Linked DNA regions of Mus musculus: region 2 is linked to region 1. Evidence: chromatin loops called from intact Hi-C (ENCODE). Cell type or tissue: left cerebral cortex. All regions are shown on one strand. Links, peaks and the distances in the headings refer to the core of each region. The heading gives the core; the rest is flanking DNA.

Evidence for each region. Hi-C counts contacts between places; a loop is a spot of excess contacts. Peaks named below come from ENCODE experiments on the same cell type or tissue, not always from the same donor. Only the 100,000 strongest peaks of a DNase experiment are listed, where the experiment ranks them.
Region 2: it touches region 1 in a loop (2.2-fold over the local background); 5 of 42 quality-filtered maps call a loop at or near these places.

Annotation. Positions count from the first base shown.
Region 1 is chr8:122,224,157-122,239,447 of GRCm38, reverse strand. Zfp469 (zinc finger protein 469) reads right to left here and starts at 9,174. Exons shown (of 3, transcript NM_001362883.1): 1 at 9,037-9,174. In left cerebral cortex, for the core only: CTCF peaks have their summits at 5,138 and 8,543; DNase peaks (open chromatin) are centred at 5,269, 8,578 and 9,479; H3K4me3 peaks cover 1,569 bases; H3K27ac peaks cover 686 bases.
Region 2 is chr8:122,132,140-122,147,430 of GRCm38, reverse strand. It overlaps Gm39268 (a long non-coding RNA gene), which reads left to right. Exons shown (of 3, transcript XR_879282.2): 3 at 1,084-1,669. It also overlaps a transcript of Zfp469 not described here. Among named protein-coding and RNA genes, the nearest start is that of Gm39268, 10 kb to the left of the region's middle. In left cerebral cortex, for the core only: CTCF peaks have their summits at 3,995, 7,498 (motif pointing right) and 11,760 (motif pointing left); DNase peaks (open chromatin) are centred at 7,416 and 11,698.

The DNA of each region.
Region 1 (15,291 bases), core at 4,177-12,176:
CACACCCACTCCGGGCCCCAGTGGTGTCTTGGGGATGCCATGCAGAGACAGCCCTAGGAATGGCCCAAAGGGCAGGGGTTGGGATATGTATCCTGTGTCCCCCAGGTCTGCCCCTCTTTGGTCCTTACCATGTGTGGCTCCCAAGATGCAGTGCACATAAACACACCCTTGCCTTTGAAGGTGGGAGTTAAAAAACAGGAAACATCTCAGATACTTAAGAACAGCGATTTCACGTGGAACAGAGTGGTTTTGGGTTATAAGTCACAACTTCAGCAAGGACACCAGATCTCACATCCACCTTGCCTGGCTGGTGCAGGTGAGGACGTGACCCTTCCTCCTGAGGCCAGCACTGCTCATGCTTTGGGAGCCTTGGTGGCCTTGGCTAGACACATGTATCTGAGATACCCCTGGTGACATAGTAGCAGTTCAACTTTTTGTGGGGACAATAATGTGGGGCACTAGGACCAGCCCACAGTGTGCACAGGCTTTCAGATCAGCTGCCAGCCCCACCCTCTTCAAGAAAGCCGGTCCGGTGACCTCTGGATAAACACAGGAATCAGAGGCTCCGAGAGGTAACACACTTCAACAAAGCCTACCGCTTTAGGGCTAACCCCACTCCAAGTTCCCTCCTAACCAACACTGGCTGGGGTAAACGCACCCTTACCCTTTCCCCAGGCAAGCCCTTTGCTTGGCCGCACTGGTACCCAGACCCCGGCCACCCAGGGCAGTCAGGCCCCTTGGAAACTCTAATTACTCCCCAGGCTCCAGCCTGGTATAAACACAGCCTAGACATCCAAGAAAAGCTGGCTGCCGGCACAGGAGCTTTTCCCCAAGCTAAATGCAGACGCCTGTGCTGGGCAGGCTGTGGGTACTCAGATAACAATCGGATGCTGCTGTGAGCCCTGAGCTGACCCCAGGGTGGACATAGTCCCACTCACCGGGAGTGACTGCTTGGCCAGGCACAAGGCCCCTGGCGGCCTGTCTTCCGCTGGGAGGGCACTTGGGGTGCGGAGGCAGGAATGAATGTGGGCTACTCTAGTTCAGAATATATTTATAGACTGGCCACAGCTGCCAGCTGAGTGGTGCCCACAAGGTCAGGTTCCTCTGCCGGGCCTTGTGGCCAGATGTTTACTGAGATTGTAGGGACCATCTTGTCCACCCACATCCCGACTCGTCACACGTCTACGCCCAGAGGCCCCTCTGTACCAGGGCTAGGTTGGGTCCCTAACTTTGAACGGTGACAATCCTCAAATGGTGTCACGGTCTAGGAACTTGAGAAACTGGGCCAGTGAGAAGATCGAAAGTATCAACACGGCACCATGTTACCCCTGTCGAGTCCACATGTTACCCACAGCTCTACCTTTGGGTTTGGGTCACCTGAGTACACTCTGCTGTGCTTTGAGCAGCTCCAACCAGAGTTGGCACCGTGTTTGGACATTTACAGAATTCCCAGATGAGCCGCCCATGCCCAGAGCTCAAGATCTCACAGGAAAGCCTCCGGGTGGCCGTGGTGAGAGCCTCCCCTCATAGGCCAGTCTCGTGGATGCAGAGTCTTGGTTCCCTGCAGGGCCCGAAGCCTTCTCTCCAGTAGTGTGGGAGAAGTAGTGTGCCTGAGAAGCAGATCCTGGGCGCCTTCGTTTGTCAGAGTGATCCCTGCTAGGGGAGCAATGGAGACACTGCACTCTGGAAGGCTTTGCTCTGTCTGCAGACGCTCGGGCATGCCGCCCCCAGGGCTTTACCCAGGGGCGCACCCAGGCCACGGATGCCAGAGCTGAGAAGCATGGAGAGCCACATTCATAGCACATGGACCTTCAATTCTCCCAGAGTGACTTGGCGACCTCGATCTGTGACACTTTTGAGACCCTTCCAGTGCTGCCAGTGCGGTTCCCTTGGGACTCTGCACATGCTTCGGCTACCTCAGTGTTCCCAGAGTAGCTATATCCTGTCTCTCTACTGGGGACCTGAGGAGGTAGGTCCTCTACAAAGTATGGCTTTGCTGGGGCTTCGTAGATAGTGGGTAACAGGGGAGTCCACACTCCGTTCCATTTACTAATTGATAACATCAGCACAGGGTCCAGCTGGCGTGACTTGATACAGACAGCGGCTGAGCACGATCAGCGGCAGACAAGGAACACCAGGGGGTCAGGACGAGCCATAGGGATGTGTCCCTGGACCTTCACACTGCTGCTTCCTTTGCTTGGATTCCTCTGTCCTATTAGGAATGCTTGACAAACCTTCTGTCATCCTGCGAATGTATCTCAGAGACTTATAGCTCTGGGGTGGGGGTGGGGGGCTAACGGTTTCCTTGATCTCCATTAGTTACCTGCTCAAAGGGAATGGCAGGGATACACCTCACCCTACAGCTAGCCAGCCAGCAGCTCAGGCAACTTCTGAGCAAAAGCACGAAGAGACAGACACTGTGGGTGTCAGTCAGCAGGCCAAGGCATTAGAGTCTCTCAGCGCCGCACAGCCACGAGCCAAGTGGATATGACGACAAGAGGAGTCACAGACTTAAAAAGAGGGTGTATTGTCCACCCAAGAAAACCCCTTTACAACAATGTTCTATGTGCAGCAGCCCAAAGAACTGAACATCCAGGGCTGGAACCACGGCTCAATCAGAAAGGTGCTGACTGTGTGAGATCCACCCTCAGGCCCACAAGGAAAATCAGGCATGGTGGTGCATGCTCGTAATCCCAACCCGGGTGACTTGGTGACAGGTGGAGTCCCTGGCAGCTAGCCTAGCTGAACTGGCAAATGCTAGGCCAATGAGAGACCCTCTCTTGCAAAAGCAAGGTGGATGATGGCTGACCTCTGACCTACATACAGACACATAGACACAGATAGCCAGCCATACACACACACACACACACACACACACACACACACACACACACACACACACACACACAGAATAAGTAGACATTCATACTTTTTGGACAAAGTATGTCCCGATCACAGCCTTCTTGTTCTTAAGCTGGGGCAGTATAAGTATCACAGGCCTGACTTGATGTCCATGGAGCAGGCCCTTGGGTGACAAACCAAAGCACAGCCCTGGTGGCCTCACATTGGTGGCAGTACCTGCTGGAGCAGTACCTTCCAGAGAATCTTTCATGTGTGAACTTCCAAGAGCACCTGGGCCCTCCAGGTGTGCATGACACCCACAGGCCCTGGGCTCCTGATGGCAGATAGAAACCATTCCTGGCAGTCCCTTCACCCACCGTTCCTCCCTTTCCTTGCCTATAAAACACAACAACAGCAACCTGCTCCTGGGAAGATGACCATCTCAGGTAGAGTCCCACCATGCCTGCAGACCCTGTCCTTGGCACCTCCCCTTGGCCACTCTCAGGGCCCTCAAGCTGGGGAAGCCCCAGCACTATTGGTGTGCTATTGGTGTGCAAGCTCAGGCTCCAAGGCAGGCCATTCACGTTCTCCCTGTATTTCCTTGCCCCTGGGTGCAGCCTGGCTTCAGGCTCTCCCTGGATAGGTGCTTGGTGCTGAGGGCCCTGTCATGTAAACTCCGCCCTCTCCCTGTCAAACCCCATCCACCTGACATGGACGCCCTGGCTACATCAGCAGGAATACATGTCCAGGGCCCACAGGGGATTGGACAGCGTGTCCTGGTCCCTCTGACCATCAGTACTTACACTGGGTAGCCTGGGGCAAGTGCCTCACCAACAGTTGTGTGTATGCTACCCATTTGGTCTACCGATCTTGAGTGTGTTCCAGATCAAGATCGGCCAGACGGGATGAAGCACCCGCCTGGGGTTCAGGCAGGCTTGAATGATTCACCTGACCTCTGGGAGCCTCTTTTCTAGGTGCAGGGCAAGATCTCCCACACTCAATGGCAGTTCAGAGCCTGTAGCAAGCAGCTCCCCAAGGGTCGGACATGCCACTGACTTTAACACACAGTGACCCTGGTCAGCAGTTGGCTCCCTTGAAGGAAGCTATGGGAAAGATTTATAGGATGTGGTTTTTGGTCATGTTCTAGGGTCCCTCCTGAAGGCCCAGTCTCCTGCAGGAGTCCGGGTAGCTCAGGGTCTCATGAGGAAGGCATTGAATGCTTTGCATAGAAGTTGGAGTCCAGCCCAGTGTGAGGTAAGAACGTACGTGGAGACGCTAGCATCTCAGGAGGGATAGGATGGAGTATCTTGCAGGACAGAATCGTCCCCTAGACATGGCTCAGGGTCCTAACCACAACTCTCTTTGCCTTGATGATTCTGTCTGCGGCTGAGCGGGAATCTGGCCCCTGAACGATGCATTACCCACTAGAGTCCATGGCTCTCAACCTCAGAAAGGGATACACGGCTCCTACGGCTCACTGACCTGTGGAGATGTGACATGGCCCAAGGCATGGTGGCAAACAAGATCGGGTGGCTCTTCGGGCTCAGCACCTCTGCTGGGAATTACCAGAGAGAAATGAAGACATATGCCCACAGAAACACCTGGACATATATGTCTATAGTAGCAGGATGCATAACGACCACATATCACTGCAGTGACAGGCATACAGAGCCCTTGGGGGGGGGGTTGGGGAGGACACTGTCCAGCCAGCCAGAGGCGAAAGCTCTGACCAAGGCAGCTGCTCAAGCCCTGAATGCATGACATCCAGTGAGAGAAGCCAGACACAGAAAGCCACAGAGCATGAGCATATGCACATGAAATGTCCAGAATAAGCAAATCCATAGAGGTAGAGATAGAGGAGATTAGAGGATGCTGGGAAGAGGTGGGGGAGGTGGTGGAATGTTCTAGAATGAGATTGTGAGTGCACAGCTCTGTGAGCGTACTAAACCCCATAGGACTTTTACACTTTGAAAGGGTGCTGTGTGGTGGGTGCTGTGTGGTGGGTGCTGTGTGGTAAGTGGTAGGTGGGGGAGGCGAGGCCTTTGCCTTGTAGGCTGCACTGGATGGTGATGGTGCCCACCGCAGCTAGCACCCAGCCTCAGCCAAAAGACTTGTTTCTTCAAGGACCAGACCAGCAGCCTGGCTCCTGGACTGGCCAGCCATGGAGTCAGCATTCCATGCTCCCGCTCCTGTGGTGCCCAGTGGCCACATCCAGGTCCTGCAGAGCCTTGGCCTGTTTACACACGGCCAAGGCCGCATTGGCCCGGTGAACCCCAAGGAATGTGGAAAATGCCGCTCAGGGGCGCTCCTAACGGTCACATTCTGCAGTGCCCCAGCCGGCTGGGGCCCCTGACTGCTGCTCATGAATGTTGACTCTGTTAGGTGGCTGGCTGAGATGCCAGCCCCGGAGCAGCCAAACACAGGACAGACGCTGTGAGAGACAGCCAGGGGACGGAATGTCCCCCATTCTGCCACTGGCACCAGCACCAGCAGGAGGAGCCAGGATGGGAGGGGAAGCTTCCTCAGCCTGTCTCCTGGGCATAGTCTCCAGCGACTCACATGTGTGGCCATTCACAGTGGCACTCACCTGTCTTTGCTCTCTAAGCCTGTTCAGTAACACTACACCCTAGGTCGGGGACAGGGTAGGCAGAGAGGCCTCCCATTCTTGGCCACTTTTATACAGACTGTGGCTCCATGTCTGTCCTGGTCTTACACACTGCAAAGGCCAGGACAGAATGAAGTTAGGCCTGAGGCTAATAAATAGGTCCCAAGCTAATAAATATTCTTTTTATCCACGGGGCTCACCCCTCTCATCTGGAAGGAGCAGAACTGAGTGGAGATGGGGTGTGCAGGTCAGAATCACTTAGAGAAAAAGAGAAGTTGGATCCCAGCTCCCAGAAGGCAGTGGGCCCTTTACATGCTGAGTGATGGAAGAGACTGTGTGTGTGTGTGTGTGTGTGTGTGTGTTGGGGGAAGGGTAGGATAGCAGAGTGTTGGGTGCATGGCAGTGTCCTCAGACAAGCCTCTCTGTAGCCTCTCCATGCTCATAAGCAGAACTTAGCTTGGGCGTTGCCTCTCTAGAGTAGGCTCCACTTAGCCAACAGTGTAATTCCCAGAGACCACTTCAATCCTGCCAGGCTGGACACGGAAATATATGGTTTAAAGACATGTCACAGTCCCTGCTCCACTCTGCCAGGCACACTTGCTCCAGTCTGAACTCAATACACGCTTCTGCAGCAACAGCAGCAGCAGCATGCATGCGTGCATGCGTGCACATGTGTTCGAGGAGCAGCGATCAGTGCTGAGGAACAACTGGTGGCAGGAACCTCACTGCTGAGCTCAGCCAGGCCAGGCACCTCTGCGTGGGTCCCTGCAGCCTTAGGACCTGTTTTGCACCATGTCCCATACCATGGATGAGCACTAAACACCTGAGAAGGGATCCCAAGCCAGACATGACAGACTTGCCGGACATGACAGATGCCTTGGCTCTTTGTGTCTCTGGGGAGGGAGGTCATTCCCTAGTGTGCACAGTGGGTTAGGCTGAGTGCAGTCCTTGGGAACAGAAATAGCAGCTCGCATACGGCATAGACATCATGGCGCTAAAGCGGAGGCTCTGATACAGATGATGAGATGCCCTGGGGTTTGTGGCTTCTTGGTGAGCAAAGTACGCTAGCGCAGCAAAGAACCACTACTCACCCGTACTGACCGGATTTCTACCACTGGAAATGGTGGGATGCTGGCAGACTTCATGACAGGTCTGCAGGATAACACTGACAGCTTCTACTGCCCTGGCCCCAGCCTCAGCCCCAGCCTCAGCCCCAGGGTGAATGGCAAGCACAAACAAAAAGAGAGAGGCCAAAGAAACCTTTCCAGGTCGTGAGGGAGCCATGTCACCTCAATACAAAGCCCAGAGCCCACTTGGAGCCTTCCTCCCGCCATGCTTGGGTCAGAGCACTATGGGTCAGCTCCACAGAGAACGGGGCTGAGGGTGTCAGTCAGAGGTGCTGGGTGCAGAATGTTATTTGGAGATGGGCTGGGCCATATTGTAGCTGCTGTTCCTTTTAGAGAGGGGACACGGCTTCACCTGCTCTGGTGATGGCCATCGAGGACAGGGACAGAATGGGAGGTGTCCCAAGAGGGAAGGGAACTGAGTGTCCCAGGTAGGTGTGGGAGGAAGGGGCTGTGTTAAAGGCCCTCTCACCCTTCATTGTTCACGCACGAGTTCCAGGAGGAAATGGGGTGAGGCCAATGGAGGGCTGATGAGGAAAACAAGAAGCAGATGCAGTCCAGTACCTGGCCACCTGCTTCCATCGGCTGGAGCCCAGGACCAGCCAGGTTTAGTGACTTGCCCAAGGCCATGCTACCTGCCACACTTGCCCCTGGCCTGGGTATACCTGTGCAAGTATGCCCCTCCTCCACACCGTTGCAGCTCTAGAGGAGAAAGCAGACCCAGAAATGGAATTCTTCCCAAGATGGATTGGGGGTTGGCCCAGAAGCCCAGGCTGCACATAAGTTTCAGTGTGTGGCCTGGCCTCTGCTTCCAGGCCATGTCAGTACTTAGCAAGGGCACGCAGAGAAAGACCCAGGGCTTGCTTCCCAAAGCAGGTGGCAGGACACTTCCTGGCTTGCAATGCCAAGTTGTAAAAGGTACATGCTCCAAAGACTTGGTGGGGAGTGACATACCACTAACTTCTCCAAGGCAACTGTGGCAACTCCAGGCTTACTGTGTCGCCTGTCACTCCAGGTGATTGACAGCTAGGGGCTTGGGCTGAAACGGATCCTCCAGTAGCGGCAGGACAGAAGGCTCAGGCTGCTGTGAAGGAGTGAGAGGCCATCGCTGGGGGCATACAAGCAGCCACTGACCTGGGTCGGTGGAGGGTGGGGTCTTGTGGAGACTAAATCACTGACACTGTAAGCTCATGACTTCAGAGCTCTCTTTGGCTCTCCCACGGCCTCTACAATGCCCTGGGATACTGACAGCCTGGAGTCCACTTGCTTTGTCTCACCTTATCTCCCAGACTGAAGAAACCCTGTGCCGTCCTCTGCTGCCTTCTCCCATTCACAATAAGGAAGACACACTCTGTTGGCTCTGCCCAGTTGTTTGGGACCTGCCAGGCCAAGCTTATGGCAAAAGGGACCTGCCAGGCAAGCTTATGCCATCCTGAAGGGACTGCTGGCCAGCTGCTGCTCTCCCCGACTGGCCCCGTCAATATGCCCAAGCATTTTGCCCGCTTGTCTGTTATTTTCCGGACTTGGGTGTTGGCTGAGTAAAGACGGTTGGGACAGTGCAGGACACAGAGGCCTCGACACACCTTTGTCCCTCTAACAGGGGGAACTGGACCAGAGTCAACTGGCAGTGTGGCTCTGGACTGTCAGCACCTCTGCTGCTTTCCAGCTGTGCAACACAGGCCACTCTGACCCTCTTCATCTAGAGCACGGGGTTCCACCCATTTCACTAGGAAGATTAAATGCAGTAGTAACACGTGGCACAGTCCCCACACAGCCGGCTCAGAGGAGCCCGAAGAAAAGCCATCAACTGTCTCAGCTGGAGCCCGAGCCCCACTCAGCAGCCCGGCTGTTCCGCTTTCCTGTCTGCTATGCACATCCCTGCTTCTACCCTGGGGTCTCGGGTGCAGGACAGGGTCCAGGCCGCCACTGGAAGTCCGATTGAATCCCGCTACGATACCCTCCCCTTCCCACCATCGCCACGAGGGGCGCAGTGTCTCCGCGGTCGGCTTAGCTTAACTCCGTGGACTCCTCCAGCGGAGCTGCCCCAAAGCACAGGGTGGGTGGGGGCGCGATGGGCCTCCTGGCGGAAGCAAGAGCGTGGTGACCCTCAAGTCCGCTAGCCGGACCCCATCCCGCCCGCGGAATCAGACCTTAGGGGGTCCCGAGCGGGCGGCGGTGGAGTAGCATACGAACGGTTCCAAGTCGCAATGAATGAGTTACCGCTTCACCTCCCGCAGCCCCGTGGCTCCGACTCCCCTGGGCTCTGGTGATGCTTGCTCTGTGCTTCGCAACTCGCGGGCGACATCCCCAACAGCTCTCTCAGGGGCTGGGCCAGGCAGCCCCGAGTTCGGTACTCGGCGCCTGCAGCTCGTCTCACCGTGTGTCGGAACCCGAGGCCAGCCGTGCGCCTGGAGGGCAGCGCGGTGACCGCACCCGTCCCTGATCACCCCAGCGACGCGCACTCACCTCCGCCCCGGCCGCGCGTAGCTCCAGTTCCCGGGACGCGCGGGGCGCCCGCGCCCGGACCGCGTAGCCCCAGCGCTCATCCCCGCCCGCAGCGCCCCGGCCGCCCGCCCGCCCGTCCGCCGGGCACCGAGCCGCCGCGCTGCGCCTGGGGCGGGGTGCGAGCAGAGGGCCGCCTCCCGGGCCGGTCCGCGGGCAGCGCTCGCGCGGAGGCCGGACGCACAGCAGCGCCCCGGCTTGGGTTACACGCTTGCGCCCCCCCCCCCCCCCGCCCCGCCCCGGCTATTTTTAGCACGGCTTTTCCTAGGTGTTGGTTTCATGTGATCCACCTAGCCACGCCGGCCTGGTGGGAAACTCTCTCCCCGGTCACCAACCCTCTCCCCCCACAACACGCTCCTTGGCCAGTTCTACAGCTGGCACGCCGCTGGGCGGAAAGCCTGGCTTCAGCGCAACTTCGGAAACGGCTGCCACCATTCCACCGTGTGGCTTCCAGTCGCAGCTCTATCCATCCTTCGCTCCTCCCAGTCCCTGGGCCACCAAAAGCAACTAAACCTCTTCCTCTGGCTTCTGTCCCGGAAGGTTAGGGCCCGGGCCATAGCTGACACCTGTTTAGGGGAAAATTCAGGTTAAGCCTCCCCCTACCCCCCAGTACATAAGTCTGACACTCTAAGGTGCTGCGGCCTGGAGTAGATGTCCAGCGGGCTTCTGTCATAACACAGAGCTCGAAGTCATCAACCTTGGTGGCTTCCTACTGGGCCATCATCCAGCCTGGGGATGAGCACACTGGAACGTAGTGGGGACCGAAGGAGCTATTTAGGTCTCTAGAGACGGAGGGGCACCTTTAAGATCATCTGACAAAATGCCACATCTAACATGAACCCAAGCTTCACAGATCAGGAATCTGCCAGAGGCCACACAGCTGGAAGAGCTTATGTTAAGATGTTCAGCTCAGCATGAGGGTTCAATGCCCCAGCATTGAGTAAAAAGGCAAGGTGTGGCGTGTATTTGAACCCAGTGCTGGGGAAGCAAGAGCCAGGCAGATCCCTGGGGCTAGCTGGCCAGGCAGCTTAATTTACTCGGTGAGCTCCAGGGTAACCTGTCTCCATAACAAAGCGGACAGCACCTGAAGCCGACCTCTGGTCTCCACGCACACACGTACACGATGTGAGCTCACAGCCCCAGGTCCTGAGAGAGAGAAGATCACTGACTCCACTTTAGATGAACTGGATCACTGACCATTGATCTGTGGGCTTCTCAACAGGCGGGGGTACTTCACGGAAAGAGACCCTGTCAGAAAGAGCCCTTCCACAGCTCCCACCCCCAGTAGGTCTAGCTGCCACTCAGAAGTTCCAGTTTCACTCCTGGGAACACCTTTATCATGCAAAGCAAGGCTGGGCGCAGGCTTCCAGGATGCTTCCTGGGAAACTCCTGGCCTTGGGCAGGTCCCAAGGCCTATGCTGAACCACTCACTTGTGAATGGCCCTGAGCTGCAGTGTGCTGCAGGGCAAAGCTGATCTTCCTGGGACTGTGCAGTGTGGCATGTGACAGTGAGTGAGCCCGAAGGGGATGCAAATGTGAATAGAATCTGGGTTGAGAGGCCCCCACCCTGCCCTGCACCCCAGCTCTGGAATTCTGATCACATTTCCGCAGTATCATTCTGGGCCTGTGGACCCAGGATCTCTTGCTCCTCAGAAAACATCCAGGAAGGGTCTGAGAAACTAACTGTGAGTGGAGGAATACCCCAGCTACCAGGCTTCCCAGTCCCTACTGCTGGGGTCCCACCCACCCGGGAGACCTTGGAAGACATATCTGTTTTAACTTTAAGGAAGGCCAAGATTTCAAAATATACCAGTGTGTTTATGTATGTATGTATGTATGTATGTATATATGTATGTGCTTGGGGCATGTGCATCTGCGAACACATATACATGCATATGTGTGCACATAAACATATATGTGTGCATGCATGTAGTATTTGGACACATGTTTCTCTAGCTGTGTGCCTCTGGACACTGCCCAGGCTACAGACACAATAACCGAGGTCACTGGTGCCCCCACCTGCTGCTACAGCCTTAACAGTGGACAGGCCCTGTAATTCTCGAGTCAGGTGGGTGTGAGGCCTACAGCCCTGTCCTACTGCTCAGGAGGCCATAGCAAGGCAGGTCTCCTCTGCTTGGCAAGCTGCTGCCCCTTTTCCAGGCTCTGGTGCTGTCTTCAGTCCTCTGACTGGAAAGCCTGCATCCTCTCCCATGGCTACCCGTGACTGATCAGTGATGTTGAGGCACAGGTGGGGCCGTAGTAACACTGTGAAGCCTCGGTGTGCACAGGATGGCAGGGTCAAGGTCTCCTCTCACTCTAGACATCAGTCACATGAGCATGAGAATGCTGTTATGAGACTTTTCTGAGTGACAGGGTCCTTCCTCAAGGATGCCTTGGACTTATGTCCGGCAGCCTCATCTTCTCCTCTCGGTCCTGAACAAGAGCCAGAGCTCCTGACAGAATGACCTCTTTGTCCTGGGAGGAGCTGCTAACACACACACACACACACACACACACACACACACCTGGGGCCAGAGAAGAGGCTCCTGAGGGAACCTCTCTGCTCCTGCCTTTCACCCCCCCCCCCCCCGCATGAACTTTTGGGGAAGGGATGGGAGTTCTGAGCCCTCATTCTCTAGGGAAATCGTGGCCCAGCCAGAGATGCTAACTTGATTTATCCAGCCACAAGGAGAGAGTCCAGGTCTCTGGCCCTGACCAAGCCCCTAGTCAACCCAGCACACAAGGCCAGCGCTGGCTACCTCTGGCAGAGGCTTCTTGGCTCTGGGGTGGCCAGGGAGCCAGCAGTGCTCCTGAGTCATCGCTCTAACTTCTGCCCGATGCAGAAACAAACCACACCACCAGCACAGAGCAGGGTGGGAGGAGCAGAAGTCTCTGGTGGATTGCAGGACCACACTGTCACACTCCAGCAAGTTTGACCCTGGCTACCTCAGCCGGTGGCCACAAGCCATCCATCCATCCATATACATGCATGTGCGTGCACACACACACACTTTGAAGGCCAAGTCTCACCCTGCCTTGCATGCTTGCACCAGTCACATTTGGTCATCAGGACACTCTAATAAGTGATGAGAAGCGGTGTTCCACCCCATAGACCAGCCCCAACAGAGACTCAGACCACTGTATGCTCCTTGGATTCCTCTGGGCATTTTCAAAGTCAGTTGCTAGAAAGGAGAAACTGAGGCTGGAAACGCTAAGAAGCCTGCCCAGGCAGGAGAATGGGGGCTGGTGGGACACACTGGGCACAGCCGTTATACACACACTGGGCACAGCCATCACACACATACTGGGCACTGCCATCACACACATACTGGGCACAGCCGTTACACACACACTGGGCGCTGCCATCACACACACTGGGCACAGCCATCACACACACACTGGGGCACAGCCATCACACACACACTGGGCACAGCCATCACACACACACTGGGGCACAGCCATCACACACACACTGGGGCACAGCCATCACACACACACTGGGCACAGCCATTACACACACTCTGGGCACAGCTGTTATATACACACTGGGCACAGCTGTTACACACACACTGGGCACAGCCATTACACACACATTGGGCACAGCCATTACACTACTTTGCAGGTCTTGCCTCCTCACCGAGGCCAGGGGAGACTGGAAACAGCCTGGGCCCTAGGCTCTGGGTCAAGCAAGCTCTCCTGCTCTGACCATGGCCAGTTCAGCACCTCAGGTAGCAGAAAAGCCTGAAGGGCAGTGGTGGGTCTCCACTCTCTGTCCTGGGCCTTGCAGCCTGTGGAGGCAAGCAGAGGGTCCTGTGCCCGTTCCTCGTCAGGATGCTCTGACAACTCTAGGGATCTGTCTAGGAACAGCCACCACATCAGTGCTGAGTGGATCCCCTGTACGGCTGGTCAGAAGTAGAGCCGTGTAGCTCGCTAGGAGCATGGGGTGTCTGTGGATCCCACTGGTCAGTTCCGAAGATCAGGTCTGTAGCCATCCAAAGAGTTCACTAGAGGCCCTGGCTCTACCTCCCCACCTCCCGACCCCCACTTCCTGCCAGCTGTGTGTCCTTGGGGGAGTCAGCAACCTCTCTGAGCGTCTACTTGCTCTTGCTCTTCTGGGTTCACAGCCATCCCCACATGCCCTGGTCAGGAAGGCAGAGCTGCCAGTGAGAGGCCTCCATGTCTCTGTCCTCATATGCCCTGCCATAGGAGGGGCCCTGGGGTTAAGATCAGTCGTCCATAGCAACTGCTGTCCAAGGCAGGAAAACCCCGTGCACCCCCTGAAGACCTGGGGTGCCAGCCCTGGGAATAGCTTTCTGGGATCCCCGAGGCTACCCTGCTCCTGGTGTCGGGTGAGAGTGGAGCCAAGTTCTCCCCTGGCATCCGAAGACAACATGCAGGCTCTGGGGTAGAGGAAGGAAGTCAAAGAGGAATGAATAGACCTCAGTGATGCTCTCAGCTCGTCTCTAAGCGCCTCGTGGTATAAGGGGCCTTGTTGTACCTTGAGTGGGAGCCGGTAGAGGGGAGGGAGAAGAGGATGGGAAGAGAGGAAGGTCAGATAGAAGGGACAAAGGAGGTGCAAGAGATGGGAGGGAGATGGGAGGGAGAAAGGAGGGGTCTACGGTCATACCATCCTGATCTCATCTGTACTGGGAGGCTGGGCTGGTCAGGACCAGCTAGGGAGGGTTGAGGGCTGATGCCAAAGCTGCTGGGCCAGGAGGAGACATTCCAGACAGACGGTGGCGCATGACTCAGAGCCCCGAGCGAGACTTTTCTGCCTCACTTCCAAGTGGTCCCATTTTATTTTTTTTTAAGAGGGGGCGGGCAAACATGACCTTCCTGAGAGCGCTTCACACAGGGATGACACGCACCCACCCACGTTCACTTAGCATGCAGCTGGTCACGCCCCCTGACTTTCCAAGGCAGAGGGTCTTCCGATGTGTGAGGCTCAGCAGCCTTTTCACCCCAACTCTAAGGGCTCTTATGCTGACACCTCCTCCTCCGGGAAGCCCTCCCTCTTACTTCCCATAGGGCTTCTCCTGGGCACTGCCTGAGGTTCTTGTTCTTCACAGAAGGTCCTGAACACCTGTCTGAAAACCTGGAAAATTGTTCTTAGCAGAGGCCGGGGCTACACTGCAGGGTCCGGGCTTGTGCTAGAACCTCTGTTCTCCCAGCCCTGGTAAACACTGCTCCTGTGTGTAGGATAGGAGGCTGGGTCTCTAGAGGCCCTGGGCATTTCTGAAAGAAACTGTTGGGTTTCCATTCATCTCACCAGAGCCTGCCTCCTGGCTGCCCCTAGAGGTCCCGAGTGTCTGAGGTACCGTAGCAGCTTAAGCCCAAGCCATTCCTACACTCTGTGGCCTTGCAGCCTCAGTTTCCCCATCTGCCACCCAGTGAATGAGCTGGGGCCCACGGGTGGCTCCTCTGTCCAGACGCCCGCTCTGGAGCACCCCTGACTCAGCCAAGCACAGACCTTCAGGATTGGAGTTCTAATGAAAAGAAAACAGAGGCAGTGGAGAACAGCGGCTGCAGTAACCCAAGCCAGCAGCCAGGGCATGAATGGGCCCTTTCATGAGTCACGGCCAGTGTGAGGCACCAGGCTGGGTCCAAGGAGTGGCAGTTCCTTGGGCAGGGAAAAGAGGGACAGCAGCCTGAGGCTAGCCTGCATCCTTCCTCCCATCCCTGCATCCCAACCTGACCCGTGAAGGGGCTTGGATGTCCCTCTGTCCAAATCATCATGCCCGTGTTTCTCTGTAAGCCTGTGGATCCCCACGTCCCGGCCCATCACCCCTTGGGGTGCCGGGGAAAGTTTGAGGAAGGTCTGTGTGAAAGGCACTTTGAGGAGTATTTCGCCCATCTGCAGGGTGCCCACTGGGTGTGCAGACAACTGGCTCTTTGAGGGTCTGTGGTGAACAGCAGCGTCCTTCTCTGCCACCTGGGTCTGCGTCAGCACCCTGAATGGCCTCAGTGTGCCCAAGCTGTCTTTTCTGTACCTGGCTACTGAGACTTCCAACATTCTTTTAGGGGGAAAAAAAAAACATGGCAAGTTTCCTGGGATCTTTCTCTCTCCAGATAACTTATCCTTCTCGGGCCAGCCAGACTCAAGCCAGCGCCTCTTTCCTTTGGCAACACTAAAGAAAAACCCATGCTTCCGTTTTGCCACCTGCTGCTACAGTCTGAACAATGGCCCCCTCTGACTTCACAGGGACAGGACAGCAGTCA
Region 2 (15,291 bases), core at 3,993-11,992, 92 kb after region 1:
GAGCGCTCTGGAGTGAAGAAAGTATGCAGAATATCCCAGTCTGGAGACTCCAAAGTGGAAAAGCCTGTTGTTGTTTTTCCCTTGCAAGCTTGCATGGACAATGGTGGGTTTGTCTTGTAGCCTCCTCCAAAGTTCTGGCTATTTTCTCTGCCCTGTGCTGACTTCCTGTGAGGAGGGGACCGAGTGGGACAAGGAGGTGCTCCCGGGAGGAGCTGGGACATCTTCGGCTGAAGCTTTGTTTCCTCAGGACACCCAGTAGCTTTGGGGGTACATGGTCTGAGGAGAGCTGTTCACTGCCACCATGAAGACACTCTGGGAGTCTGAACATGAGTGAAGCCCTGGCTTTCTTCTGCTCTAAGCCCAAGATTCTTTTTCTCTGGGAGACTCTCCTTAAAGAGGCAGACAGGCTGGGTGTTCTCTGGCATGTTCATCTGTGTCCCCTCAGTGGGCAGGCCATGCCTAGGTGCCACCTTTACCTGCTATACACATGGGGAAAGTTGTGGACATGCCTGAGTCTAAGTCCCGTGTTGTAGGATCACTGGGTGAAGCACTGTGGAGACACGTGCCTCCTCTGCCACCACCACAAGCTCTCTCTGTTCTTTGTAGCCTTGTGCCTCTGAAATGTCACTTCTGTAACACTCGGTGCCATCACTTTTATACCAAGTTTCTGAGAGAGAGAGAGAGAGAGAGAGAGAGAGAGAGGGAGAGAGAGTGAGAAAGAGAGAGAGAGAGAGAGAGAGAGAGAGAGAGAACATTCTAACTAAACGCTGTGGTCCTTAGTATCCACAAACTGGGCCCAACCACAAGGAAGTCTGCCCCAAATTGCAAGCCCAGAATCTTGAATGATGCCACACTCCTTTGTGTTGATGACTCGGCTGATGCCCCCATCACTGGGGAGGATGGAGATGATTGTCTTTCGTACCCCAAAGGCCTGAAAGGTCCCTGGGCTGAGTGATTAGACCCCCAGCAGATGCTGTTGTTGGCAGAGATAAAACCTTTAGTGGGTGGAGCTTACTGGAAGAAGATTAGGTCATTGGGGACAGTCAGACCCTTAGCCCTTTCCTGGCTCTCTCTGTTTCCCAGCAGCCATGAGAAGACCAGGCTCTCTCTACCATGAACTATTGCCACAACGCAACATCGTCACCGACCCAACTCAACAAGGTAGACAGCGAGACCATGGACTTGAACTTCTGAGACCATGAGCCAAATAAGACTTTTCTCTCGTAAATTGATCTCATTGGCTGCTATGTCAGTGACAAAGGGCTGGACAGCATGGGGCACCTTGATACATGCATGGATGATACATGCACGTGTGCACCCATAATGCTGGGGCGCTCATCTGTCACACCATGACTAGTAACGTTACAACGGTAATTCTTTGGGTTCACCTCAGCCTGATCAAGACCCCGTCAGGTGGGCTGGCACTGTCTGACTGGCTCTCTACAGACCCTGGTGGGGCCTCAAGTGTGAGGACACTGCTGGGAAACCTCACGGCTCTTTGCTCAGTTGACACCACACCCATCCATCCTCCTTCCCTGATTCAGCGGAACTTTCCCACCAGCCCCTGTGCTTCTCAGCATCTGTTTCCATACCTGGTCTCCCAGGGTCAATTCCACAGCACGAACGTCAGCTGTTCTCAGCCTCTGGGTGTTGAATGACCCTTCCACAGGGGTCACATAAGACCACTGGAAGACACAGAGATTTACATTATCAGCCATAACAGTAGCAAACAGTAGCAATGGAAATAATTTTACGGTTGGGGGTCACCACAACACGAGGAACTGTATTAAAGGGCCGTGGAGTTAGGAAGGCTGAGAACCTCTAAAATAGATGAATGGCTGAGTTGCTGGTCTTACTCAGCCCTTCCTAGGATGATGGGCAGAGCAGGGTGTCCACTGTGGGACTGCTCTGGATGCTGAAAAACACAGCCTGGGACCAGAGTTGACAGCCGCCCAGTGCATTCTTTCTGGATACTGGCTGACTCTTCTGACCTAGTGACCTTTCTTTGCTTGGTGACTGCTCAGGCACTCCAGACCTGCTCTAGCTGAACAAGGCAAAGTGACCATCATGGCTGCTGAACTGGGCTGGAGAACTCCCAGCGCGGGGGTCGGGGTGGGGGTAGGGTGGGCTGCAGCAATCTCAGTCTCTATGATCTGGTCACACTGCAGTGGACACCGGGCCACACGCAGACGTGTTCGAGGTCTGTTGGAGCAGGGTGTGGGGGAAGTGAGTTCCCAGAGCAGCGTTGAAGGAAAAGGACCTAAAAATAGGCAGTGAGGCGTGACTCATGAGCTCTGCGGGCAACAGGGAGCATGGGGTTTGGGGACAGGAATTCCCCTCCTCAGGGTAACTTATTTGGGCTGTGGATGATGAAGGTAATCATCACAAGGTGACTCATCTGGGGACACAGAGGTCAGCCTTCAGTTGCTCCCATGAAGCTGACCTCTCTGCCTCAGACTTGTCTCCAGGACTACTGAGGGAGACGACAGAGTGACCTTACAGGGGTCACGGGAGGACATAGCCCAGGGAGGCAATGCTGGGAGCTGACGCATCCTCTTACCCACTGTTCTGGAGTCAGACTCCAACAAGAAGCAGGCCTGAGAATCAGCCCTGCATCCCAGACAGCAGACTGAGTCAGGACTCTCCTGGTTGCTCAACATTCTCCCTTCCCAAGGTCCTCACAGCCGGCTGCCTTCAGGTCTCCATGTAGCATGAGCTTGTTGCACCCGGTGCCTCCAAGGGGGCTGGTTTATCAGAAGCAGTTTCCCAGAACACCCCGTCAGCATGGCCTAGACCACTGAGAATGCCACCAGTGTCACCAGACTGCCTCTGTCCCCTACTGTGGTCCTATAGCTAAGGAGTGCTGAGGCTAAAGGACAAAGTTGAGTTTTCTGGGAAGCCGAGTTCCTGGTCTTGCCTGGAGAGGTCATCTCCTTGTCACTGAAAGTAAGACTTCAGTGTCCCTTGGACAGCTAATTTTCTTGTTCTCCCAGGTCATGGCCTTTCTGTGGCACTCCACTGGGCACACAGAATGCTTTAGCTATCACAGTTAGGTGACTGTCTTAGTCAGGGTTTCTATTCCTGCACAAACATCATGACCAAGAAGCAAGTCGGGGAGGAAAGGGTTTATTCAGCTTACACTTCCATGCTGCTGTTCATCACCAAGGAAGTCAGGACTGGAACTCAAGCAGGTCAGGAAGCAGGAGCTGATGCAGAGGCCACAGAGGGATGTTCTTTACTGGCTTGCCTCACCTGGCTTGCTCAGCCTGCTCTCTTATAGAACCCAAGATTACCAGCCCAGAGATGGTCCCACCCACAAGGGGCCTTTCCTCCTTGATCACTAATTGAGAAAATGCCTTACAGTTGGATCTCATGGAGGCATTTCCTCAACTAAAGCTCCTTTCTCTGTGATAACCCCAGCTGTGTCAAGTTGACACAAAACTAGCCAGTACAGGTGACTGTTATTCTCACCTGTCTGTCAACTCACTGTCCACCATATACCCATCTACCCACTTATCAGCTCGCACACCTACCCATTCACCAATTATTCATCCACCCAGCTCACCTGCCAGAGAGCCACATCCAGCCACCACCTCTCTATCATATCCATCTAGAGACTACATACGAAGTACCCACTCCCCAAAACTACACTAGGAACATGGCTTGGATAAGATGCTCAGCCCCCTGTTTGCCTGAGAACAAAGCCCACTGAGATGGACCACTATCCTTGAGAAGTACAATCTTAGGGGAGTCCATATCGGATGTCTGCAGAGCAGGGGATACATGTTAGCTGTGAGTACATCTGTCCTCCTACCATGCTGCCTGAGGGATCTAAGGAAACTTCCAGAAAAGCTTATGGATATCTAACAAACCATCCAAAGCCAGATGAGAAGCATTTGTGCATAGGGCATTCACCAGATTAGGGTGCACACCAGCAGATGGGGCCACATAAGCATATTCCTCCAGCTTAGCACTAGTGTCCCTGGTCCACACTGATGCCCCTGGTGGATGCTGTTAGATACTGTGTGAGTATCAATTGGCTGTTGGAGGCAGAGGAGGACTCTTGGCCAACTTCCTAGTCCTGTCTTTGGAGTGCCATAGAGGGGCTCAGAAGCCACCCTGATTGTGTAGTGACCTACATACACACCTGCATAGTACCTCTCCTCAGCTGAGCGGTTGGTCCAGAGTTGGAGCCAAGGGAGGAAGGGCTTGCGAGCAGAGAGGAAGACCAGACTGCACATCCCAGGTCTGGATATGGGCACGTGGCCTGCAGGCTGGGCACATTCAATCAAAATAGGGCAGGTTCTTAGGATTGCGATGGTCCTTCCAAAAGACAGGGTGAAGTGTCCGTCTGGTTACTGAGAGATGGGACCTTTGGGGACCTTTGGGGAGATGTCTTAAATGAAGGAAACTTTTGTCCAGTGGGTTGAGCTTTGTTCTCACAGGGCCTGTGTCCATCATGGGCTTTCCAGCTGCCATGACAGAGCCCCACCCTAAGCCAGAGGGGTGTCATTGCCTCAACCCCCAGAGGGGCTGAGTCGGGGGCTCAGGAGTTGGATGTGAGATGCTATGGTGTTCAGGATCCCTTTTCTAAGCAAGCTACTGCAAGAAATGACTCAGCATCCCAACTGTCATGTCCTCCTGGCCTCTCAGGACCCACAAGGGCTCCAGGAGGAAGGGGATAAAGGTGTCCTGTCTCAGGGTCATCCCTGACCCAGCCAACTTCAAAGCGCCAGGGCATCTCTGGAAATACCTTCCCGTTGGCACCCACACAACCTTTTGGGAGCAGGTGCCAGCCCTCAGTACACAAGTACCAAGGAGGGGCCTGAAAGAGGAGAGGCCAAGGGCTCCATGGCCAGAGCTGCCCCTCAGCCTGGGTGGGCACCGGAGTGTCTCTGTCAGGGAATGCCCCCCCTTGTGTGGCATCAATAATAAGAATGTATCAGATAACAGCAGAAACAAAACAAGGTACCGCAGTGCCACCTTATCTGTGGGCTGTGGCAGTGCCACCCAGGTCTCTGTGCTTATCTGGGGGCTGGCAGAGTTCGGATTCATTCCTCTTGGGTTGCAGGAGATACTGGGATATTTATGGAATGTCCTCAAAGGCCTTGGGCTGAACCTCTTCCGTTTAGAGAAGAAAGTACAGGCTGCCCAGGCCCATCTCCAGGCTCCTCGCCCTTGGCTGTGCAGAAAGCCAGTGAGCCAGCCACATTTCCTGAGACAGCTTCTTGAAGCAGGTGCCGGGCAGCCTTTGCCTGTGTGGCCTGTGGGAATTACTGACCACATACACTTAGCTCCTCAGGTCCAGCCTTGCCCCGCCAGGCTTATATCGTCCCATCAAAGGCACAGTACCTGACATAGTCGCAGGTGCCTGGGCGTATCTCATGCCCCCTCCTCCCACCCATCAACAGTGGCAGAGGCTAGCCCATGCATTCTTCCAGTGCAGAGTGTTGCTGGAGCCTCCTCGCCAGCTCAACCTTTCTGTACTGTTGCTTTCAGGACCTTGGTCCCTCATCCTGTGGCACCCAGCTCAGCCGGCCCCGCCTTCTCCCCTTGTTCTCATTCTCATCTCACAAGTGTTGTCTCTGATCTCAGAGGGATGGATCCCTGTGGTCCTAATGGAGAGGCTAAGAGCACACAGATGTGGGTCTGACATCTGCCACGTACTGGAGACACTGACAGGGCCACCGCTTCCTGGTTGGCCTCTTCCATGTTTCCTTCAGTCTGTCCCATGGCCAAGCAGAAGACATTAGCCACCATGTCAAGCACGCCAAATTCCAGGATGCTGTGTCCAGCTTGGTGTCAGGTCCTGAACTGTTACCTGGGCCCTGATGACATTTGGGCTCAAGTGGAACCAACAACAGCAGACACAGCCAAGCCAAGCCTGGGTTCTTTCTTGAGCCTCCCAAGCCCAACGAGCACATCAGGGGTCAAGAACCCCACTTTAGCCCTCATTACCGCTCTGTGAACAGAGCGCATGTGAGGAGATGCAGCCTGACCAGGCAGTGTCAGACATGAATATGAATTCTCCAGGAGAGAGAACCAGGTAGGCGGGCCTGCAGGACACAGAGTGTCCTGGGAAAGGTCCTACCTCTAGGCTTCTTGGGTGTCTCGCTCATACTTAGATGGTTCATAGTACTGGTTTGCATATATTGAGGGCCACTAGCACACACTGGGAAGGGCCAGGCACCAGAGATGGCACTTTCACATCATGGACACCTTTTTCTCTAGCACCCTTGGACCACCTAGAGTGCCACAGACCTCAGCAGTGGTTTCCCTGTCCCTAAAGCTGCATCCAACACAGCGTCATCTCCTTTTCCTAAGGCTGCGGAGCCCCGTCACTGAACCATGCCTGTCGGCCTGCTATGCCCTGAGCTCTGTGGTCAGTACACTCCCTGTGCACTCATCCATATATCCTACTCGGTCCTGGGACACAGAGGGCACCAGATGCATCACCTGCACACAATGACTGACTTCCATACAGCTTAGAAAAGCTTCCTCCCCACCCAGGGCAGTGCTCCCCACCCACCCAGATCAGTGTTCCTTCCCACTCAGATCAGTGCTCCTCCCACCCAGGGCAGTGCTCCCCTGCCTCCTCCCCACCCAAGGCAGTGCCCCCCCATTTCCCCTGCTTTTTTCTCCTTCATTCCCTCATTACACAATTATTTACAGAACTGACTTGGGTCTGTCCTAATGCTCCTCAAGTGGGCCATTTCTGGTCATGAGAAACAGGCTGTGACATTCTGCAGGATGGGCAGGGGCACCGCAGCCATTGGGAGAAACAAGTGCCTGCTCTGAGTCAGTATCACCTGGCTTGTGTCAGCTGCCAGTGAGGCATAGCCTTTGACTCTCCTTGACATGGGAGCAGACAGTGCAGGGACATGAAGGAGGGAGGACTCTGGCTCCTGTAGCACCCATGGGGCCTGGACACGCCTCAGTGGCCCCCGTCCAAACAGGTTGTAAGACCTGCCTGACTCAGTAGCAGCTATGGGGCCTGCCGTGTAAGTGAGAGATGACAGAGCCAGCCATGAGCCATGGTCACCACTAGAGACGACGGGAAGGTCCCCATTCAGGCCAGGATGAGGGGACATGGGAGATTTGTCTAAAGCAAAGCCAAGGATGGCAGGCAGTCCAGTGGTCCCAACACCTTTCTGGCCCATGTCAAGAATGAAAACTACTCATCACATGAGGGGACAATGATAACTCAGCTCTTTGCTCTACTCTAAGATTGCGTGGCTAGCCCACCGTTCCAGGTTACAAAATCAGAGAAGCCCAGAGGGCACCGCACAGATGGCAGAGCCCAGGGCAGAAGCTGACCTTGGCTCCTGGCCCACATCACAGCAGACCATGGCACAGGTCCTCCGGAACCAGCACTCTGCAGGGTGTCATAGCTCCCCGGACAGTTTACAAGACTGGACTGGCTCTCCTCCCCACGCCTGACCCTCACAGCTTAGGTCAGACAGAGTGATTCATAGGCCATGAGGCGGGGCCATGTCTCTGCTGTCCAGCAGGGGGCCACAGAAGGGTGAGCACTGGGTTCTGTGGCAGGACAGGGACAGGACTCTAAGGCTGCTTCTTTAGACAATCATTCCACTGGGAAGCAGGGAGATTGCCCTTGGGGACAGTGACACTGGTGGATCTGGTAGATCCTGAGCCATGGGTAAGGCACAGATTCCCCCTTGCTTCTATTGAGAGACTTGTAGTGGGTAGAGGGGAAGGCCAGGCATCTGACTGCCTTTCCTTGTGTGTGTGTGTGGTGTATATGTGTGGTGTGTGTGGGGTGTGGGGTGTATGTATGATGTGTGTGTGTGGTGTGTGTGTGTGTGTGTGGTGTGTGTGTAGGGGTGTATGTGTGTGGTGTGTGTGGTGTATGTAAGTGTGTGTGTGTAGTGTGGGGGCTGTATGAGTAGGGTGTGTGTGTGGTGTGAGGGGATATATGTGTGGTATGTGGTATGTGGGGTGTGTGTGTGCTGTGTGGTATGTGGGGTGTATGTGTGGTGTGTGTGTGTAGGGGTGTATGTGTGTGGTGCATGTGTGTGTGTGGTATGTGTGTGTGTGTGTGTGTGTGTGTGTGTGTGTGTGTAGTGTGGGGGCTGTATGAGTAGGGTATGTGTGTGTAGAGTGCTAGTCTTGTGGGGCTGTGTGGTTCGTGCATGTGGGGGTGCCTGTGCTTGTTCCCATGTGCAGTAATGTGTGTGCTCTTAGTGTAGGGGATTATATGTGTGTTTCATGCCCGTGTGTATGATGTCTGTCACTCCCATCGTGTTTGTGTGTGAGTATGGTGTATGGCATGTGTGGTGTGTTTGTGTGTATGTGTAGGGTGTGTGTATGCGCGCAGAGTATATATGTGGTGTGTGTGTGTGTGTGTGTGTGTGTGTGGTGTGTATGTACACGTGTGTGTGTGGTGTATGTGTATGTGTGTGTGGTGTGTGTGGTGTAGTGTGGTGTGGTGTGTAAGTACAGGTGCCTGTGGAAGCAAGAAGAGAGCACCAGATCCCTTGGGTCTGAGATTGCAGGCAGTGATGAGCTGTCTGATGTGGGTGCTGGGAACCAAATCCAGGTTCAAGAGCAGCAAGCATCGTAAGAGCCGAGCCTTCTTCCCTGCTGCAGAGGTGTACCTTTTAAAGTCTGGATTACATTATTCCAACACAGAGACATGAAGGCAGAGAAGGCCAGCTTCTTCAGGTGCTGCTAGGCCGACAGGGTGTCTATTTGGGGCCCATCTCTCACTTCTTGATCCCCGCCCTGGCCCCCATAGCTTCTCTGCATGCCTGCCCTCTGATTCCCCAAATAGGACTAGACAGCTTTCTCTCTTTATTTCACTAACCCATCCAATACTGACAGACAAGGAGCTGCCATGTCTCCCATGCTGAGGGGGGTGCTCCTGGACATGTGGTCAGGACAGACCTTCAGTCTGGTGAGGGTCACAGAGAAGCCGCGATGGAGCTTGAGGGGAAGCAGTACTCACTCCTTTAGCTACGTTTTCTTGTCACTGTGACACAGTAGCCATTAGTCAGCCTCTCTCTTCCCATGGGAGTCTCCTTGAGGGTGTGGACTTGGTGTTAGAAATGAAGCTGGGACAGAGCCTTTGAGGTCACCATGGAATAGTCTAAGGTGGCCAAAGGAGAAAACTGCCAGAGTTTGACAGGATGGACTTCGAACCCTGCTTATCCGTTGGATGGGGTGGATTTATTGTTGGAAAACCAGGAAGACTCAAGGACCCTGGTCCAAGGCTGGGCTACAGCTAACAGGGCCTGTGTCTGTGGTTGCCTCCCCCCCCCCCCCATCCTGGGCTTCAGCGTGTGTTGGGTTAGGAGTAGGGTCCTGGGGATACAGGCTCTATATCCTGTTATGGTTGAGTCCTAAGTGTCCCACAGGTTTGTGTTTTGACACTTGTTATACACTTGGCAGCACTATTTGAGGAACCTCAGGTGAGGCCTCGATGGAGGAGGTGTGTCACTAGGGTTATGTCTGGCCCCTCCTTCAGGCCTCATTCAATCTCTGCTTCACTGTGATAGTCTCGACCACACACCGCATGATCTGAGCTGCCCGGCCACGTCTTCCCTAATTGTATCTATTGGGCATTTTGGTCACAGTTAAGTGAAGGGAACACATATGCCAGCCTTGAGCAGTGATGAATGCAAAGGACCAAACTGTTGAAAAGAAGAGAGGTAGAGAGCAATGCCTAAGTTCCATATGGGGCAGATACACAGGCAGCGGCGAGTTCCCCTGGAGCAAGGGCATGACCAGATAGGTCACTCCTTGGCTGAGGGGCCTGGTGCAGAATACCAGGGCCTGTGCAGATGGTAAGGATTTTCAGACAGGCTGGGAAGATGGTGCAAACATAGACACATCTGGAAAGCGGGAGCCTCAGTTGAGGAACTGTCTCCTTCAGACTGGCCTGTGGGTTTACCTGTGGTACATTTTCTCCATTGTTAATTGATGTGGAAGATCCCAGCCCACTGTGGGTGTTGCAATCCCTAGGCTGTTGGGCCTGAGCTATATAAGAAAAGTAGATGAACAAGCCAGAGGGAGCAAGCCAGTTAGCTGCACTTCTCCATGGTCTCTGCTACCGTTCCTGTCTCTAGGTCCCTGCCTTGAGCTTCTGTCCTGGCTTCCCCTGATGATGGACAGTGATCTGTAACCCAATAAGCTCTTCCCTTCCTCCTTCCCTTCCTCCTTCTCTTCCTCCCTTCTTCCCCTCCTCCAAATTGCTTTTAGTCAATGATTTATCACAGCATCATAAAGCAAACTAAGGCGACACTGAAGTATAGATGAAGACCCAAGTTCCAACCCTCTGGACCCATGTAAAACATTGGCTATGATGGCACATGCCCGTGATCCTAGCCTTGAAGAGGTGGAGATAGGAGGAACCCATGGAACTTGTTAGCCATCCAATCTAGACAGAGTACTGAGTTCCATGTTTAGTGAGAGACCCTGCTTCAAAAAATAAGGGGAGAGTGGTTGACACATAATGTTGCCCTATGAGCTCCGAATACACATATCCACACATGTTCACACCCACTTGTGCAACACACACACACACACACACACACACACACACACACTCTATATCCAGTGGTCTCAGAAAATTAACCCCTGTGCAAGGCCTTCTGGGTAGGTTCCTGTATGGCCCTTCCCTTCTTTAGACTTGGGTAGAGAACCCTGGCCAGAGGTTCCTGCCTGGCAGGACCCAAGAGCTCAACTAACTGTCTCTCAGGGCATGAGGTGTTCTCTTAAAAATAGACACTTGACTTTCTGGAATAGAGAAGGCAGGGCTGTAGGAACCTAATGGCTCCCTTGAGAGGCACTGAGCAAGCCCCCTGTCACATCTCAAGGCCCCCACAACAACCCAGGGCCCAGTGGGTTCCTGGAGTCACAGGAGATTTCCAGCACTTTCCTGCTTTAGCCTTCGCTCAGCTAAGCAGGTGCTTGTGCCTCTGTCTGAGCACCTGCCTGGTATCTCAGTGGAACATGGCTGCCTGCTGGGGCTCCTGGCTGGAGGGTGGCTGTCGACTATGACCCCTTGACAAGAAGCTGCAAACATCTGCACACCCTTCTACAGACTCTCAGGTCCCTCTGAGGCCAGGAAACTCCAGAATGGAGTACCTGGCTCCCTGAAGACCGTGCTCTGGCCTAGCCTGGCCCATTCTGTGGAACGAAAAAGGCTGACCAGGAGACCAGTGAAAGCCACAGTCCTCCCCACATTGTCCCTGGGAAGACTGCCTCAGCCGAGGGTGGAGAGGGTGGTCTCCCAGATCCCTCAGAAAGCTGACAAAGCCCTTGGAAGTGAAGCAGAGCTTCCATGCAGTAGAAACTAAAGCCACCTCAAAGGTCATAGTTCACATTGGTTGCCATGGCTGTCAGGAGTGTGATACCCAGCCAGTCACTTGGAGCTGCTCCATGGAGTTCCTCAAACCAGACTGACCAGCGTCCATAGACCCGACAGAAGCCAGTGAGCTCATTCAGATAGGACAAGGAAAACGGTATGCTTTTGAAAATACTGAAGCTGTAAATGCTGACGGTGGAAACCGACTGTGGAAACTCACTGTCAAGCACTGTCAAATCTTCAAAATGAGGCTCAAATACGCAGATATTCGAGATGGCTGCAGGCTGAGACAGCAGGGAACTGAAGCAGAAGTTTACCAGCAATGAGGGAGGAAACTGTGGGCCGCCCACTACACAAGGGCACACCGCTCATTTTTGCACACACACACCCATCACCACTTTCCTGCTGCCTCCTGAGTGCCCCCCTCTGGCTCCTCCCTGCCAGTGCAGGATGACCCCAAAACATCTGTTCTCTCCTTTTCCCCTCCATTGATTTATTTATTCACTTTACATCCTGATCCCAGGCCCCCTCCCCCCCTACAGCCCCTCCCCCTCTCCTTCTCCTTCTCCTCTGAGAAGTGGGAGGCCGCCCCTGGGTACCAACACACCCTGGCACATCAAGTCACACACAGGACTAGTCACTTCCTCGCCCACTGAGGCCAGACAAGGCAGCCCAGTTAGGGGAACAGAATCTACAGGCAGGCAACAGAGTCAGGGACAGCCCCCATTCCAGTTGATGGGAGACCGGCATGAAGACCAAGCTGCACATCTGCTACATAAGTGCATAGACCTCAGTCCAGCCTGTGTGTGCTATCTATTTGGTTGGTGGTTCAGTCTCTGGGAGCCCCCAAGGGTCCAGGTTAGTTGACTCTGTTGGCTTCTTGTGGAGTCCCTGCCCTCTTTGTGCTTGGCTGTGGGTATCTGCATCTATTTCAGTCAGCTGATGGGTGGAGCCTCACAGAGGACAGTTATGCTAGGCTCCTATCTGCAAGCATAACACAGCATCATTAATAGTGTCAAGGACTGGTTCTTGTCCACAGGATGGGTCTCAAGTTGGGCCAGTTCTTGGTTGGCCATTCCTTCAGGCTCTGCTCCATCTCTGTGCCTGCACTCTGAGGACTCTGCTGTCTATCCAGCAGGCTCTGTGGCCTGAGCAGACATGTCAAAACCAAACACTTCCCAAGTGTAACTGTTTGTGACTGGACACCTGTGAACGTGGCCCTTCTCTCCCACAGAAACCTCTAGAACAAGACACTGGTGCCCCCATGAGCTGTGTCAGCCTCGTCCAAGGTATCTGTGACAGACTTTCCACAGTAGCAATATACCCAGGTTCCCAGGAGGCCCTGAAACCTTAACATTGCATCCACTCAGACTTTTATGCTGGGGTGCAGGCAGGGAAAAGGAAGTTAACAGGCCTTGGGGTGGGTATCCTGTGCTGGTCACACAGTTCAGACGTGGGAATGCAAGGTAACGCTCTGGAGTTACCCCTTGAGCATCAGAAGGTCCCAAAGGTGCACGGTCCTTTAGTGGGCAGCATCTGGCCGTGTGATCCAGCTTCCAGGCTGTGTATTCTCAGTTGCTGAGTTCTTCAGGAGCCTTGTCCTTGACTGGCTGCCAAGGGCAGACAGAAGCTCCCTGCAGCTCTGCTGCTCAGAGGCCAAGGCCTAGACATCCTTGCTTGGCAGGAGGTGGTACCCCAGGCCCACTGGGTCACCAGAGCGGGTGCCTCACCCGTCTCCTGACTCCTAACTGCTGAAACCCTGAGAAGGGCTCTGGAGAGAAAACTTGCACTGATCTTGCTCAAGAGCACATGAGCTCAAATCTGGACATGTTTGCCAAACACCTGCCAGGCTGCCAAGGCGAGTCCCCAGGGTCAACAGACAGCCTGGCCATGGGCACCTTGGCCAAATGAGCACAGAAAGCTGCCACAGGGACCTTGTCACCCTTGTCCTCAGTCTTGTGAGTGGTGACAGGGATGGAACACAAGCTTCCCTTCCCCACCCCTCGAGATCTGGCTTCTCATGCCTGCAAGGTGCACAGACTCTGCCCATCTCTAGGCCTGAGCAGGAGCCAGAGATCCATCAATGTCCCCTACTGCCAAGAAGGTTTGTGCAGGAGGAGGCTCTTGGAGATGCCAGGGCACACACGCATGTGGGGACGGGGCGTTCTGCACATAGCATTTATCTGACTTGCAATGGAGCCTGCCAGCAGGTGAAAATATTAACATCAACTTTATCTCTTTCCCCTGGCGCTGTACTGTTATGTCCTTCTGGCTCAGCTGGTTTATTTGAGAAGCAAAAATACACTCACTTATGTGTGAAGTTCCAAGGCCCAGAATTCCAGGACAGGTGATGGCTACCAGTGTCTCTTGGGCAGTTACTATCTCACTTGGATGACAGACAAAAGAAGTAGCTGCCATCACCACTGGCTCTCCCTGGCCCACACACTAACTGACCCTGTGCTCCCTCCATCCATAGCACAACCCTATCCACCCCCAGAATACTCTGAGCCCAGGCTAGACCTCTGCATTGTACACTAAAAATGAAGTCCACAAGGACATGTGACCCTGTTGAGATGCCCAAGAGCTGTATAATACTGTTTTTCTGGGACAATCTCAACCACTCAGACAATTCACAAGAATTTAAAAAGAGTCCAAAGTAAATACACTGAAGAATGAGTTATAGCCGTCCCTGGCTATCTTTTTGTTCTTTTATCTGCCTTTGCACAACTCCCAAATTTTCATAATGAGAACATGGGACCAAAACAAAAGACAAACCCAAACCCAGACATTGCCATTTTTAGAAAGCTCAGTGGGAGGCTCCCAAACAAGCCACACAAATGTCTCCTCCCTTCCAAAGCGTGTCTGCACTCAGAGCAGATCATGGGAAGGGGACAGGACCCCGGGTCTGGCTCAGCCCCTCTGACCTGATAGGACTGTCATGACATTTACTGTAAGAGTCCTAGAATCTTCCTAGGAGGCAGGGGCTGGTGGCCCATTTGATTGACAGAGAAGGTGCAGCCTCAAGTCACACAGCCCAGGTGGAGGCTAGCATACTCGAGGGCCTGTTCTGCATGCATCTGCCTGGATCTGTCTAACCCCCACCCATGAGTCTGGAGCTTTCCCAATTCACGAAAGGCGAATGACGGCCCAAGAGTGTGGGTCCAGCCTACCCTGCCGTGGTAAGGTCCGGTGTGTGCCTCCAAAACCTCTCTAGAGGGGCCCTCTGAGCATGGGCTCATTTAGAAGCCAGAGCTTCTCAGTTAGTCTAGGTGAGATTACCCTGGGCTAAGGGCCCTCGCCCAGTGACCATGGTCTCTGTAAGAGCAGAGGAATGAGCTGTGAGGGCAGAAGGTGGGGGCTGGGGTGACAGCCACCAGCTGGAGCCTGCAGGGCTTAGAGACTGTGTGATACCTGAACGTCTCTCTCAGGGCCCTGGTAGGAGGGGACTCTGCCTATGATTTGGATGTAGGGTCTGGAAAAAAAAAATGGGCTCTGTGACTATGAGCCTAACATTTGCCACAAAATACTGGTGCCAAAGGCTGGCAGGAACAGAGAGCAAAGCTAGAGGCCCACGTGGGTCACAGATCCTGCAGGAAGAAGGCCATGAAGCCCGAGGCCAGGCCCAGCCAGGGTCCCAAGGTATCTCCTACCCACCCCCTCCTGCTCGCTTCTCTGTATGTGATTCCTGATGGGTGTCCAGCATTGTCCCCTACCCTGGAGGGGCGCAGCTTTAGCAAGGCAAGCCTGGGGCCTGCCTGCACAGTCACACATGGTGGGCAAGTAGGTCTCAGAGACACAAAACAATTCCCCCACCGTGAATGTCTGAGCTGCAGGGCGCATGGGAAAGATCTCAAGAAGCACACAGGGTATTTCTATGCCCCTGAGAGAATTCTCTCCAAGCTGAACTGGACTGTTTCCCTGCATCCCTGCATCTATATATCATTGCATCTCTGTATCCCTGC